Regions from separate parts of the Homo sapiens genome. Here region 1 is linked to region 2. Evidence: read pairs that join two places in POLR2A ChIA-PET (ENCODE). Cell type or tissue: GM12878. All regions are shown on one strand.

Region 1 (2,500 bases), 220 kb before region 2:
TTCTCACCTAAGAATACAAATTTGATACAAAGAGGCCGCAGAATGTGTCAAACACTCCCTGTTGCCTGGAATTCTCTCTTCCTTTGGGTTCAGGGATAAAGGTATGTTATTTCTTAAGTCTCCCTTTGCTTTCTTCTGCTTGCCTCGTAAATATTTTTCCATCTTGGCAGTCCTACATGTCTTCTCACTCTACATGTTTTCCCTAGGTGATGTGACCCAGCCTGTGGCTTCCACTGCCATCCACACACGTCGCTGCCTCTCTCCACATCAGCATCGCAACTATCTCCTGGAAGCTTTCCAAGTGCTGAACTACAGTAACCTCAACCGAACTGCTGTTCATTCACCCCACAGGCTTGCCCCTCCTCTGCATCTTTGTGAGAACCTGAGAGTCATCCTAAACTCCTCCTTCCACCTCACTCCCCACATCAAATCGATTACCAACTTGTGCTGATTTTATCTTCAAATACTCTCCAGAATTGTCGCTGTCATGGACTGAATATTTGTGTTCCCCCAAATTCATATGTCCTAATCCCTGATGTGACTGTATTTAGAGACGTGACCTCTAAGGAGTAATTAAGGTTCAGTGAGGTCAAAGGTGGAGCCCTGATCTGATAGGATCAGTGTCCTTATAAGAAGAGACTAGAGCTGGGCACAGGGGCTCACACCTGTAATCCCAGTATTTTGGGAGGCTGAGGTGGGAAGATCACTCAAGGAGAGGAGTCTGAGACCAGCCTGGGCAACAGAGTGAGACTCCATCTCTACAAGAAAATAAAATAGTCAGACACAGTGGTACACACCTGTGGTCCCAGCTCCTCAGGAGGCTGAGGCAGGAGGATGGCTTGAGCCCAGGAATTTGAGGCTGCAGCAAGCTATGATCACACCTCTGCACTCCAGCCTGGGTGACAGCATGAGACCCAGTCTCTTTAAAAAAAAAAAAAAAAAAGGCCATATATAGCCCAGAAGAGCGTCCTCACCAAAACCCAATCCTGATAGCACCTGGAGGACTTCCAGCCTCCAGAGCTGTGAGAAAATTTCTGTTGCTTGCACCGCCCAGTCTGTGGTATTTTGCTGTGGCAGCCCAAGCTGACTCATCAGTGACCTTCTCTCTGTTACCGCAGAGTAGCTCATCATCCTCTCTTCCCTAGAGTCCAGCCACTCTCTCACATCTACCTACCTAGCAGTATCACTGTGGGTTAGAGTCAGATCACTGCGGATTAAGTCCTCATTCTGCCACTGCCTGTGTAAATCTGAGCAAGTTACTTAATCTCTCTGTGTGTCAGTAACCTCCCTGTGAAATGAGGCTAATAATAGCAGGGTTGTTTCAACAAGGCGATACATGCATAATGCTTACAACACAGCTTGGCACATTATAAGCATTCAACGAAAAGTGAGCTACTATTATCTCATCCGTTATCAGAATAAACCACCTAAGCCACAAGGCTGCCCACATCATCCTCATGTTTTAAAACACTTCAGTGGGCTCCCCACCATCAACAGGATAAAGTCCAAGCTTCCTTAGCATTTCTTAGAGGCTCCATATGAATCCCCAAGTTCCACTACAGGAACACAGGTGAACTTTCCACTCCAACCTCAGGCTCCTTCGTGTCACTCCTCATCCACATGGAGGTAAGCAGCAAGAGACTCCGTGCAGTTCCTGGTGGTTCCCTGACCCTCAGGCAGACTCTCCCCAGCCCTCTGCCTGCAACGTCCTTGCCCTTTGCTTCCCTTGGCCAGCTCCCATTCATTCTCCTTGATTCTGCTTGGAAGTTTCCCTCTCAGGAAGGCTTTATGAACCTTAGTGTAGGTTATGAACCCATCTTTGCTCCTTTCATACCTTTTGCAAGCCTTTATTTATTATGACACTTAACCATTATCATACTGAAGTGACCTGTTGGTGTGTCTTTGTTCCCCACTAGACAGAAAACTCAAGATCAGAGACCAGTTCTTGTTCTTTTTTTTTTTTTTTTTTTTTTTTTTTGTATCACAGTGTTTAGCAGCCTGCTATATGGTAAATGTCAGTAAATGTTCCACAAACTGAATGGAATTGAGCTCTGGAATCTAGACCATCTTTTCCATACCCATCACTCCTGTCTTAGTTGAAGTCCTTATTTCCCATTTGAAGCAATGCAAAGGATTTCCTAACTCTAATCTCTCTTTTCTTCACACCATCCTTTAAACAGCCGACAGAATGGTCATCCTAAAGCACATATATCCTATCTTACATATCCTAGATTCGGAACCTCTCTGGGCTTCTCACCATATAAGAAGAAAGTCTAACCTCCTTAGCAAGGTGCATAGGTCTTCAATGGGCTCCACCTCACTTCTCTATATATACCTATACTCTTGCTACACTAAACTTCTTTCTTACTGTTGCTGGAACAAGTTCAACGCTTTCAAACCTCCCTGACTTTGCATATGCAGTTCATTCTGTCAGGAATGCCCTTCTCTCTTATGCCTGGGATATTCTCATTCATTCCATATGACCTATTTCATAAGTCAC
Region 2 (2,500 bases):
AGCACTGACTCATTTATAAACCAGGAGCAAAAGAAGTGTTATTTTGATTTGCACTTGTTGAAACATTGATTATTTACCAGGAAAGGCTATAGGCAGCAAAGAGAGATCAACCTGAGATGACTTCATAATCTTTGTGACTACAGGGTTTGTCTTCTTTTGGGGGGTTCACAACCATTAACTTCCATTTCCAATGAAGAGTAGGATTTACACCAGATCAAATATCCCTGTTCTTTCCTATCTATCTATAAACCTAAATTGAGTTCAACACATACATAACACCTGAGCATGTGCTATGCTGGAGACCTAAAGGCAGCTCCTGGTCTTACAGACAGACCCATTGGTATTCCTAGTTGATTTCATCCTATTAGTTGAAAACCCTTCAGCAGACCCCACAAGGGCACTCAGAATACAGTTGTTGCTAGAAGTAGCTCTCAAGGTCCTATGTGATCTTCCGCACCACGCATGATCGCCCTCACCTCCCCTGGTGCCCAGTGGGAGCTCTGTGCTCTCTCCCTCCCCACACTCTTGTCCTCTGTGAGGATAGGGTCACACCCAGAAGCTTCTTTCCTCAGCCCCACCCCAACTATCTATACCCTACTCACCCGTGAGGGTCCCACTCCAGTCCCTCTTTCTTAAAACCTTCCCCAAGTCCAGCTCTTATACATCTTTCTGGCAGAATTTCCATAACATTTGTTTTTGAACTCTCTCAGAAAGGGACTTCTGTGATTATTTTAAACTGTAACCTTGCTGGGCACAATGTCTGCTCCTGTAACCCCAACATTTTGGAAGGCCAAAGTGGGCGGATTGCTTAAAGCCAGGAGTTGGAGACCTGCCTGGGCAACAAAGCAAAGCATCTCTACAAAGAATAATAATAAATTACTGGTTTTGATGGTGTACACCTATAGTCCCAGCTACTTGGAAGGCTGAGGCAAGAGGATCACTTGAGCTCAGGACTCTAAGGCTACAGTGAGTGAGTTATGATTGAGCTGTGATTGTGCCACTGCACTCCAGCCTGGGTGACAGAGTGAGACCCTGCCCCTAAAATAAATAAATAAGATAAACTTTAAAACAACACTGTAGGCTCATCATGTATCTGGTTATTCCTATCCAGACTCCTGGAGCCTGGCAGTGGCCGTGTCATGTGTAGGGTGTCCCATGAGTGGCAGGAAGGGCTGTTCAGGGAGCAGGGGGAGAATGCTGAGGATGGCAGGGGCACAGAGGAAGGGGAGGTGACCTCCATCTCTGCTGTAATCAGCTTCCTGGGTTCTGTTTACTGTAGGCAGCACAGCCCCTTCATCCTGTGTTGTTCTACTTTCTTTTTCTCTGCTGTCTTTCCATTCCCATGGGTTTTAATAAATACATACCTTGAGACGTGACAGAATCTATTTCCCCAATGGGCATCTATGAGGCATCAGGATGTGGTTTAGCGTCTGACCTAGTGGTGGCACCCAAAGGCATTCCCTGCAAACACAAGCCTCCTCCCTGGTCTCAAGGATCTCAATCTCTGGGCGATGTTGCTGGCAGGGCATCAGGGTTTTAAAATGGTGATATCAACTCTCTTTTTTCATAGCTACATTTCCCAACTCTGGCTTCATTCCCTAGTTCTGACACCGAGTAGCTGTAGAACTCTGAGCAGACCATTTAACCTCTCTGAGCCTTTGTTTCTTGGTGACAATAACAGTCTCTTCTTTGGCTGTTACCAGGATTAAAAGCTTCAGTGAACGTAAAGTTCCTAGCCCAGTGCCTGGAGCTTAACGGGCACACAAAAAATGTGCCAACTGCCTGCACAGGGAAATTCTGCCCAAGGGAAGCTTTAATTACAGTTGCTTTCTCTTTCTCCCAATTCAAGGATTTGCTTCCAAGACAATTAACAGACCACAGAATTCTGCTACCTATCAGCCACTGGTCGCCAACAGACTCCCAATGTTGGCACAAACACCGTCTCTCGAAGCTGGGACACTTAGACAGGTGCCAGCTTGTGGCTCCATGGCTCCCGGTGCATCCGGATCTGTGACAGTTACACAAGACGTGTGCTTAAATATTTACCATGCTCAGAGTCTCCCCAGCACGGTGGGGCTCAGAAGAAAATCCAAGAAGCAAGGCGGCTCTGGCATCATCCGCTCCTAGCTTGGTGGAGCATATGTCTTGATGGGAGGTATCGTCAACAGACTGGGCGACCTGTTGCTTTAAAAGATGAACAATAACGATCTCCTCTCAGACTCAGGAACAAATACTAGGCATATCAGATTGCTTGTGAGACTTAGGCAATTAGAATGGTTCTGTGATATCATTCCCCTGAGGGTCCAGGAACTCCCCTAAGTTCCCAGTGTGGGTGCACAGTGTGAAACGCTGGAGGAGGGGAGAAGCAGCAGACATGTTTCAGCACCACCTACGCGTCTGACATGAGCTTTTGTTATCTCATTCACGCTGCAGGAACATTGTCTCCATTATCATTATGATTGTTTCTACTTTACAGATAGGGAAACCAGCTCAGAGAAGG

What was found. Peaks named below come from ENCODE experiments on the same cell type or tissue, not always from the same donor. Only the 100,000 strongest peaks of a DNase experiment are listed, where the experiment ranks them.
Region 1: POLR2A ChIA-PET joins it to region 2 with 10 read pairs; 2 of 35 experiments call an interaction of 5 or more read pairs at or near these places.

Annotation. Positions count from the first base shown.
Region 1 is chr13:30,576,418-30,578,917 of GRCh38, forward strand. It overlaps a transcript of HMGB1 not described here. Among named protein-coding and RNA genes, the nearest start is that of USPL1, 40 kb to the right of the region's middle. RefSeq lists an enhancer at 1,023-1,102 and a silencer at 1,323-1,382. In GM12878, no CTCF peak of the experiment used is centred here; a DNase peak (open chromatin) is centred at 1,124.
Region 2 is chr13:30,794,947-30,797,446 of GRCh38, forward strand. No RefSeq gene overlaps it. Among named protein-coding and RNA genes, the nearest start is that of LINC00398, 7.0 kb to the right of the region's middle. In GM12878, no CTCF peak of the experiment used is centred here; DNase peaks (open chromatin) are centred at 1,354 and 2,303.